Regions from separate parts of the Homo sapiens genome. Here region 1 is linked to region 2. The links are chromatin loops, found by intact Hi-C in ENCODE. Cell type or tissue: IMR-90. All regions are shown on one strand. Each heading gives the region's core, and the rest is flanking DNA. Links, peaks and the distances in the headings are about the cores only. Region 1 overlaps LOC101927896 (a long non-coding RNA gene). Region 2 has its middle 88 kb from the start of LINC01173.

Evidence for each region. A loop is a pair of places that touch in the nucleus more often than their neighbours do. Peaks named below come from ENCODE experiments on the same cell type or tissue, not always from the same donor. Only the 100,000 strongest peaks of a DNase experiment are listed, where the experiment ranks them.
Region 1: it touches region 2 in a loop (2.8-fold over the local background); 1 of 110 quality-filtered maps calls a loop at or near these places.

Annotation. Positions count from the first base shown.
Region 1 is chr2:234,871,613-234,876,986 of GRCh38, forward strand. The region is part of intron 2 of LOC101927896 (a long non-coding RNA gene); the gene reads right to left. Among named protein-coding and RNA genes, the nearest start is that of SH3BP4, 78 kb to the right of the region's middle. In IMR-90, for the core only: no CTCF peak of the experiment used is centred there; a DNase peak (open chromatin) is centred at 2,389.
Region 2 is chr2:234,767,955-234,773,328 of GRCh38, forward strand. No RefSeq gene overlaps it. Among named protein-coding and RNA genes, the nearest start is that of LINC01173, 88 kb to the left of the region's middle. RefSeq lists enhancers at 4,349-4,850, 4,851-5,350. In IMR-90, for the core only: no CTCF peak of the experiment used is centred there; a DNase peak (open chromatin) is centred at 2,237; H3K27ac peaks cover 2,524 bases.

The sequences.
Region 1 (5,374 bases), core at 67-5,066, 100 kb after region 2:
TAGGCTTCTTTAAAAAAATTATTTTTTTAACTTATAGAATATAACCAGAGCAAACCTTCAGAGCTGTGGGGCAGGGAAGACTAATTGGTGTTCAAACCACTTTGAAGCTTTTAGTCCAAGGGCAGTAGCATCTCCATAAATGTTGTGAGTATCCAAGGGCCTGATTTCACTCCAAGAATATGATTTGTGCAGTTTGCAAGTTGTTTTCTAATTGTAGGATGTGAAGAACTGTCGGCTAGAGTCTAGATTGATTCTGATGAGAGCCCAGAGACACAAATTCATCTTCACTTGCCCTCCTTGTTTCACGTTTAGATGGCCACAGATTTCATCTCCAAGATATTTTAAAAACACTGTTTTCCCTGTGGTCCCTACCCCGTCATGACCATCCATGTGTCCTCCATTAAATGTAACCAATTTCTGTATCTTTTTGAACTTCAAAATATTTCACAATCAATTGTCTAGATAAACTTACATCTCATTTAAAATGGCATAAAAGGCGAGAGAGAAGCTTGCTTGCTTCTTGAATCTGATTACAAAAAAATTATCAACTATGTAACTTTTTACTTTAAACTACCCAGAGCAGCATGAATGGTATGTCTCAGAAAAGGCAAAAATAATAATATTTCCCAAACTCACTAAGGTAATTATTCCTGCCTTATAAATAACAATACTTGACAAATATAAAACACCTTCACATCAAAGTCACTCACACTGTGTTTAAAAAATTGAGGCTGATATCTCTGGGTCCCTATCTGAATAGCCAGATGCAGTCTCCTGGGGCACGGCAGGGAAGGAAAGAGAAGCAACATTTACTGAGTCTCTCGTGTGTTCTTACATGTTTAACCCCATTTAATTCTCACAGTAACCCGGAAGTTACAATTTTCCTATTACAGAGGAGGTAACTGAGGCTCAAAGAGGTTCTGTACCTTGCCCAAGGTCATTCCTGCTAGCAGAGGCAAGGTTTGAACCCACTTTTGGCTCCCTGCAAGGGGTGTCCCATGTGAGAGATAAAGAAAAGTCCCTCAGGACCTGTCACCTTGAGCAGTAGCCTAACTTCCTGCTGAAAATTCTAGCAGGTGGCCTAGAAATTGGAGAATGAAGCAAGTCAGAGAGAAAGAGAAACATCCATGAAAGAACTGGCAATGGACTGTCTTCAGAATGACCCAACCTTGGTTCTCAAAGGGCATCTGGTTGGGCCTCAGTGTCACTGGTAGGACACAGCGAACACCTGAGGAGGTGTGGCTGGAAGGCACTGGGACTTCAGAATACAGCAAGGCAGGAAAATAAACAGAGCCATGTCCAGTCCAAACTGGAGTAAGGGACTTGAACCCTCAGAAGCTGGCTTGAGCGGTGTCCTGGGGTGTGTTAAGGTCACAGTGGATCCAAGGACAGAAGATAGTGGAAGGTCTTTCTGGGGGAGTCCACAGAAGAGGGTTTGGGGTCAGAGCAGAGGTCAAGATTCAGGGGCAGAACAATGGTGTTCAGCAAGTCAGAGTACAAGCTCAGGGGAGAGGTGGCCTGGACGAGCCCTGTGGTAATTGCAGTGTATTCGTCTGTTTTTAGGCTGCTGATAAAGACATACCTGAGACCGGGCAGTTTACAAAACAATGATGTTTAATGGACTTACAGTTCCACATTGCTGAGGAGGCCTCACAATCATGTCGGAAGGCAAGGAGGAGTCGGTCACATCTTACATGGATGGCAGCAGGCGAAGAGAGAACTCGTGCAGGGAAACTCCCATTTTTAAAACTGTGAGATCTCATGAGACTTATTCACTATCACAAGAACAGCATGGGAAAGACCCGCCCCCATGATTCAATTACCTCCCACTGGGTCCCTCCCATAACATGTAGGAATTCAAGATGACGTTTGGGCGGGGACACAGCTAAACCATATCAAGCAGGTACCCAGCTGCTGGGCTAAGAAGGAAGGGTGGGCAAGGGGTCAGGGCTGGGATTTTCTTTTCCCAGCCCTGTCCCCCAGCATGGTCAGTATTATCTCGGAACCTGAGCAGGACCAAGCCCTCCGGTGCTGTGCCTGGCCTGCTGCGCTGTGTGGCTCTAAGAAGGTAGGGCCTGACCAGAGTCCTCAGGACCCGTGTGGGAAGGCACTGAGCTAGAAAAAAATACACCAGTTGACAAACAGATGGGAAATTAGAAAAGAAGTAGAAATTTCCTGTAACCAAAAACAAATAAGAGCCTGAAACTGAAAGTTGAGGCTTTTTCCTTTGGAAAAGATGTCCCAGCACTGACTTTTTTCCATGACTGGCCATTAAAGAGGCAGGCTGGCGGGGAAGGGGATGTTTCCAGGGCTGGCCCCACCCAGCGTAGTGACAAAGCACAGCCGCTGTTTCAAGCTTGGGGAGAATTTTGGTGCATCCGGCCTAATGCAGTGACTCATGCCTGTAATCCCAGCACTTTGGGAGGCCATAGTGGGAGGACTGCTTCAAGTCAGGAATTCAAGACCAGCCGGAGCAACATAGCCAGATCTCGTCTCTACATAAAATTTAAAAATCAGCTGGATGTGTTGATGTGCACCTCTTGTTCCAGCTACAAGGTAGAAAGATCACTTGAGCCCAAGAGTTTGAGGCTGCAGCAAGCTATGATCACACCACTGCACTACAGCCTGGGTGACAGAGTGAGACCCCATCCCTAAAAATTAACAAAAAAAGTGAAAAATAATTGGTGCATTAAATTGAGAGGATGAAGTGGATTACAGATGTGGAAATAAAAGTACGGAGGCGAGAGGTTGGAAAACACAATGAATGTACAGATAACATTGAGCAAAACAGCTTTTCGGGTGCAGGCTGCACCTCTGGAATTGGGGAAGGAGATGCACAAAGAGGGCTTGTGAGCAGTGCTGGGGTGGGTTCTGAAAACACCCTTCTCAGCCATCACATACTCGCTGCAGGCTGGGCATGACTGTTGAGCTTGCCCCATGATGGAACACAGTTGCTAGCTAGGTGGGGCAAATGGGCTTCTTTCACTGCTCTCCGACAAGACGGTGGCTTCCCAATTAAGCACTGCATCTGCTGAATCATGAGGTCTGAGCGTCCCTCCAAGCAAAAGTGCAGATGCTGCCCCTGCAATACCTGTGTGTCCCAGAATGTTTGACAGGGGGAGATGCCTTGGAGCACTTCCTCAGACAATTTCTGGACAGGATGAGAAAATTCGGCTCGTCAATATCTGCCATTGCTTACAACATACAGGCAAGCATGCTTCCGGGATGTTGAGAAAATAAGAGAACTTCTCTGAATTGCTTTAAAGGAAAATTATTGCCCTCCCTTTCTCTGCTGTCTGGCACTGAAATACTGTTTTCTCCAGTTTGCTACATAGTCCTCTCTTCTGATGTTTATCTTTTTTTTTTGACTAATATTTGTATTGGTAAGAGGTGCTTTGGAATTTGCACACATGAAGAAATAAAGAGCTTTTTTCCTCTACATTTCTAATATTCAGCTGCTCTCTTACCTTTCTTGTCCAGGTATTTTGACTTTTAAATTCTCTAGGTGGTTTCTCTTTCTCTTTCTCTTTCTTTCTTCCTTTCTTTCTTTTCTTTCTTTCTCTTTCTTTCTTCTTTCTTTTCTTTCTTTCCTTTCTTTCCCTCTCTCTCTCTTTCTTTCTTTCCTTCCTTCCTTCTCTCTTTCTTTCTTTCTTGACCAAGTCTCACTCTTTTGCCCAGGCTGAAGTGCAGTAGTGTGATCTCAGCTCACTGCAACCTCCATCTCCTGGGTTCAAGCGATTCTCCTGCCTCAGCCTCTCGAGTAGCTGGGACTACAGGAGTGTACCACCACACCACCTGGCTAATTTTTGTATTTTTTTTTTTTTTTTTTTTGAGATGGAGTCTCGCTCTGTCGCCCAGGCTGGAGTGCAGTGGTACAATCTCGGCTCACTGCAAGCTCTGCCTCCTGGGTTCACGCCCATTCTCCTGCCTCAGCCTCCCGAGTAGCTGGGACTACAGGTGCCTGCCACCGCGCCTGGCTAATTTTTTTGTATTTTTAGTAGAAACGGGGTTTCACCACGTTAGCCAGGATGGTCTCGATCTCCTGACGTCGTGATCCACCTGCCTAGGCCTCCCAAAGTGCTGGGATTACAGGCGTGAGCCATGCGCCTTGCCTAATTTTTGTATTTTTAGTAGAGACAGGGTTTCACCATGTTGGCCAGGCTGGTCTTTAACTCCTGACCTCAGGTGATTTGTCCACCAAGCCTCTGCCTGCCTAGGCTCTGCGAATTATGTAGTCAGTTCTGTTCAGCATTTTCAAAAAATCTCTCCTCTCAGAATTCTGAGGACACGACTCTACTGCCTGCTGGATTTTTATTCTGTGGAAGTCTGAAGCCAGGCCTGACTGGTTGTTTGGGGTTACCTGACTTTTTGTTTTTATTGCGGTTGTTGCTCTTATTTACTTACTGCTCCTATTTACTCTGGGTCCCTTCTTTGTGCCTGAAACATCCAAGTGTCACAAAGCTAAGTCTCGGTGTCCCGCTCTTCTAAATAATTGGACTTTGTTTTAATGAACCTTTTTAACATGAAGGCCAACTCTTTCTTTAGGTCAAGAGCGTTTCTATTTGTTCAGTGTTTCTTTTCCATGTGTTCTGTACTTTCTTACATGTACATGCCACATCCTTAAACTATGGGTCTTTTTTCCTCCCATCATTTTCACTTCCTCATCTTTTTCATACCCTTGACTTTTATTTTTAGGCAGAAGAGTTTGTCACATGTGTCATCTACTTCACTGATCAGGTTTTCTGCAGCCTCGAATCTGTTGTTGCTGCTTCCATCTGGGATTTTAAATTCCACTATTGTGCTTTTTTCATCTTCTCACATTATTGCCTGATCTCGCTGTTCTTTCTCTGCCCATTTGCCTTTCACAGGTGCAATATCTTTCTGCATGTTTTAAGGAACGCATGATAGAAAATTTGTAACATCTCCTTTTTCTTACATAACTGTACTACATCGGAAGACATTTGCTCTGGTTTGTTTTGAAGTCCCTTATTTCATTAATGACATGGTTTGTCTGTGTCCCCACCCAAATCTCATCTTGAATTGTAGCTCCCATAATTCCCACATGTTGTGGAAGGGACCTGGTGGGAGATACTTGAATCATGGGGGCAGTTTCCCCCATACTGTTCTCATGTTAGTGAATAAGTTCCACAAGATCTGATGGTTTTTTAAAGGGTTCCCCTCTCACTTGGTTCTCATTCTCTCTCTTGCCTGCTGCCATGTAAGACATGCCTTTGCTCCTCCTTCACCTTCCGCCATGATTGTGAGGCCTCCTAGCCATGTGGAATGGCGAGTCCATTAAACTTCTTTTTCTTTATAAATTACCCAGTCTTGGGTGTGTCTTTATCAGCAGCATGAAAACAGACTAATAAAATTG
Region 2 (5,374 bases), core at 119-5,118:
TATGCATGTCCTAGAATGACTATGACAAAGGACTGTAAAACTGGGTGACTTAAAACAACAGAAATTTGTTCTCTCATGGTTCTTGAGATGGGAAGTCCAAAATCAAGGTGTCATATGGCCAAGCTCCATCTTAAGGTCCTAGGGAGGAATCCTTGCTTGGAGGATCTTAGGCAAGAAATAGCACCTGGTGGCTCCAGGTGTTCCTTGATTTATGGCGGCATCTCTCCAACCTCTGCCTCTGTCCTCACACAGCCTTCTGCCCTCTGTGTCTGTGTCTTCATGGGGTATTTGTGTGTTCGTTCTCTCTCTCTCTCTCTCTGTCTTTTCTTATAAAGACACCCGTCACATTGGAGTAGGCCCACTCCAATCCAGGATGACCTCATCTTAACCAATTACATTTGTAGCATCTCTGTCCCCAAACAAGGTCACATTCTGAGGAACCAGGGTTTGGACTCAGACACATCTTTTGGGGACACAATAAACACACTATGATGGTGCACTCATTTTCCAAACTTCTTAGTGACAAAAAGTAAAGTAGTGGTAAAGTCACCACTGCAGCAAATGTCACCCTGGTCAGGCACCAGAGCACACTGCTCCCTGCTTCAAGCCATGCCCTGGAACATCAGGGGAAAGGATGAGATTGGGGTCATGGAAGTCCTCAGACGGGGCTCCCAGAAGAACCCCAGCAGCCACCACAGAAGGGTTACGCCTGCCTTTGCCTCTGGGGCTCCAAGTGCAGGTCCGCCTGAGACAAGACAACACACTCAGATCTAAAAAATCAGTGGAATCCTCTTGTTCCTCTTAGGTTCATGCAAAGCCAATTCAAGAGTCTGGCCAACTCGTTCCTCTCTGAATGAAGTGAGCTTTGGAACATGACCCACCATTTGAGAGTTAGTCATGGGGTGGTGACTGCCAGACACAATTCTACCCCTCCCTTTCCTTTCTAAAATAACCCCAACCCCTGTTGGTACAGCCGGGTACAGAGACAGCCTGCGAGCCCATCCCAGCCATCACAGCAGCAATCACAGGGTTCAGTCCAGGGCTGGCCATGACCCCCGAGCCGTCACCTTTCCCAGGACAAATGCATGTGTGCTGGTAGCAACAGTTGCTCTCTCCTGCAGTTTCAAGTTGGGAGGCTGTGAAGCTGGGACTCGATTCACCCTCTTCCTCCCCTGAGAAGAAGGTTTGCCCTGGTCTCACTGAGGCCCTGGCCCCTGAGCCTGGTTCTGCAGACCTGCTGGCTCTCCATAGCTCCCATGGCGCTCTGTTTCTACTCCTGAGACTTTCAACCTATTTGTACCTTGGTTCTGATACAACCTCCAGTGTCACTCCTATTGAGACTTGCCCATAGAGCTGGCCCTAGAAGTGGACGCCATCTGCCAAGGACAGTCCCCACTCCAGCCACTACCACCTCCCTCCATCACCTGCCCCACAAATACCTTAGGTGTAATACATTTTAAACTAATTTAACATTAATTAAGGCTAGGCACTGTGCTCATGCCTGTAATCCCGCGCTTTTCAAGGCCAAGGTGGGAGGATTGCTTGAGCCCAGGAGTTTGAAACCAGCCTGTGAAACATAGTAAGACCTCACCTCCACCAAAAAGCAAAAAAATTAGCTGGGCATGGTGGTGCGTGCCTGTAGTACCAGCTACTTGGGAGCCTGAGGCTAGAGGATTGCTTGAGCCCAGGAGGTCGAGGCTGCAGTGAGCTGAGATCACACCACTGTACTCCAGCCTGAGTGATAGTGTGAGATCCTGTCTCTAATAAATAAAATAAATTAACAATAATTTTGCTTATCTCCTTAGAATTCAGTTAGTTAATTGGGTAGGCTATTTTTTTTTTTTAAGTTAAGAGAAGTTCAAATGTGGTTTCTTCTGTTCTCCCACTTTGAAAGCCTCCCAGAACTCTTGTTCTTACAGCTGTCCTCAAATCAGGGAGGCATTTCCCATAGATCCTTTGCTGGATATAAATATTTCAGGCCTCACAGTGGATGCCCGTGTAGCTGTTTGAAAGACTCTTTTAAGAGGATCAGATGCGCTTTCTTATGTTTTAGCTTTTGCTCTCTTTTCCTCCCAATAACCTCTGCCCCTCAGCTCATGCCAAGAAGAGCCTGGGAAGCAGAATGAAGTCACAAAAGGAAAATGTGCAGGAGTTGGGAGGGAGGACCCGCACCCCTTTGCAGGGGGTACTTACTGGCTGGGGGAATTCAGCGCTGATAAAAAGAGATCTGTGCTGGGAGGCTCTTCGCCCAGCTGCCGGCTGGGCTGCCTCTCTCTCCACCTTCCCACAGCCTCCCTGAGGCCCTGGCCAGCTGCAGATGCTCACGGCACAGTCAGGCTTTGTGGAACCAGAAAATTAGTGAGTCAAAGGACCAGAGAATTAGAGCAAGTATGTTAATTGGATATGAGTATAGGCCTCAGTGGACGGCTGCCAAGTCCCCTTTCTCCCTGCGCTCTCCATGCCATCCTTACCAGGAGCCCGGAGCTCCCTGCTGTGAGTGCCGCATTAGCCCAGCTCCTACAGCGCGTGATCCTGCACCAGGCCTTGTGTTTGTATCCACTGTCTCCTACTAACCCCACCTAGCAATCCCACCCATCTCCATTCTGAATATAAGCTAAGTGGCTTGTCTACTTTACCCAGCTAGTGCGAGATGGAGCTGGGATCAAGATCAGGTCTGTCTGCCCCACAGCCTGCACTCTGCTTTCTCCTGGGACAGGCCACCAACTTCACTGCGTTACCTGCTGGTGGTCATCATCCTCTTAGCCTGGAGAGTTCCACTTGGAGATGGGTGTAATTGAAAGCCTCCCAGAACTCTTGTTCTTACAGCTGTCCTGTAAGAGCTGTGGCTGGCCCTGCAATGGAGATGACTGAGTGGTAGGGGGCAGGGGTGGATTTTGCCCCACAGGAGAAATTTGGTAATACCTAGAGACAATTTGGGTTGTCCCAACCTAGGAGTGGGGGGTTGCTCCTGGAATCTAGTGGGTAAAGTTCAGGGCTGTTGGTAAAAATCCTACAATGCACAGGACACCTCTTAAACAAATAATTACTCAGCTACAATGTTTCCATCTTGGTGAGGTTGAGAAACCCTGCCCTACAAAATTCTGCCAGAACAAAGTGCCTACCAGCATCCAAAATTAGCCAAAAACATGGCTAAAAGAGAGCAGGGACAGATCTATTTATTCATTCATCTGACCTGTATTTACCGAGTGCCAGCTAGGAGCCAGGCACTCCTCTTACTGCTGGGGGTTTAATAATGAACCAGACAGACAAGTCCATGCCCCCCACCCCCCAACCGGGGCTGATGTTCTAAGAGGGGTTAGAGTGGAAGGCAGAAATAAAATGAATAACAAGACACTGATAAGGGCCATTCCGAGCATTGCAATGGGGTGGTGTAAGGGGTGGGATGAGATGTCTGATTTTGAGCTGGGGGTCAAAGTGGCCCCCTGCAGAGGTGACATTTAAGCTGAGATCTGAACCACAGGAAGTAGTCAGTCACAGACCAAACAGGAGACAGGGCTTCCTAGAAAGAAGAGAGGGTTACTGCAAAATCTTTAAGATGGGGAGGAGCTTGCTGTATCTAAGGAACAGACAAAAGGCTGAAGTAGGACAGGAGGAAGGTAGGGAGGTGGATGGGACAAGATAAATGGGGCTTCTGTATGCCAGCCAGGGATAAGGGGCTCAGAATTTCAGTTCAGTGCAAGGGAATCGGCTAGAGGGTTGGGACAGGAGAATGATGGGCTCTGATTTGCCTTTTCAAAGAATGCTCACTGCTGTAGGGAGAATGAATTAGACGGCTTTAAGGGTTGAATTGTGTCTTCCCAAAAAAGATAGATTGAAGTTCTAGCCCCCGCAGTACTTCAGAATGTGGCCTTGTTTGGAAATAGGGTCTTTACAGAGATGATCAAGTTATAATGCAGTAATTCAGGTGAGCCCTTATACAATACAACTGGCGTCCTTATGAAGAGGGGAAATTGGGACAGAGACAGACACACATAGAGGGAAAATGATGTGAAAATAATGGCAGAAGCCAAGGTGATGCTCCTCTAAGCCAAAAAACTCCAAAGATTGCCAGCAAACCCCCGAGGCCAGGAGAAGGTCCTAGAACAGATTCTCCCTCATGGCCTCAGAAGGAATCAGCCCTGCTGATGCTCTGACCTCGAACTTCCAGGCTCCAGCACCGAGACAGTAAATGCCTGTGGTTTACTCCACCCAGTTGGCGGTGATTTGTTACAGCAGCCCTGACAAACTAACACAATGAGCCAGAAGCAGCCATATCCGTGTAGGTGGTTACCAGGGTAATCCAGGTGGGAAGGGATGATGGCTCGGACAATATGACACAGTGGGGGACAGAGAAGAGCAGAGCTATGACATGTTTCAGAAACAGGACTCGTTTAGAGAGGGGTGAGGGCAGGACAGGAACTAGGTAAGTTCTGTATTTGGCTTCAGCAAAGGAGAACTGGAAGAGAAACGGGTCCAGGTGGGGGATAAGGGAAGCCTTGGAAATGAAGCAGTGGGTTGGGGCCAATTCCATTTCAGTGCACCCTTGACATCTCCTCTGCTCCACCCCCCACACAGCTGTCAGCAGGCAGCTGGATTTAGTCGATGAACTGGAGATCCAAGGACAGGGCTGGAGAGACAGACTGAGGAGTTCCTCATGATTTATTCTAATGGATCCTCCTTCCCACTTGGAGGTTTTCACCACTAACCGGGCCACTGGCAGGGTGAAGGGTGAAATTGCTGCTACAAAGCAGGCTAGGTCAACCCGAAGATTGGCTTGCATACCACTGAGCTCTTCCTGAAAGTAGCAGCCGACTTCTTTTTCTTCTCTCCTCCTGTCCTCTAGAACCAGGATCCCCAACCCCTGAGCCACAGCCACACACCATGGCCTGTTAGGAACTGGCCGCACAGCAGGGAGGACGGCAGCAGGCTAGAAAGCATTCCCGCCCGCGCTCCACCTCCTGTCAGATCAGCAGCATTTGATTCTTATAGGAGCTTCAATCCTATTGTGAACTGCACACAGGAGGGATCTAGGTTGCACGTTCCTTACGAGAATCTAATGCCCACAGCCCCACTCAACTCACCCCACCTCCCCCAGCCAACATGGAAACATGGAAAAATTGTCTTCCACAGTCCCTGGTGCCAAAAAGATGCTGCTCTAGAATAGCCCAGTGCTGGGCTCTGCTGTCCAGTAATGAACTGGAGAGCAGGAATATTGAGAAGAGGCTGGAGGGGGGCAGAGTAATGGGAAGGACAGGGACAAATGCCCATGCTGAGACTGCATCACGCCCACTCTGCAGTGTAAATGGACTTCTCCCCAGAGGAGAACAGACTGCCCTCCAGGACCTTGGGAGACAAGGGAGCACGGTGACTTGCA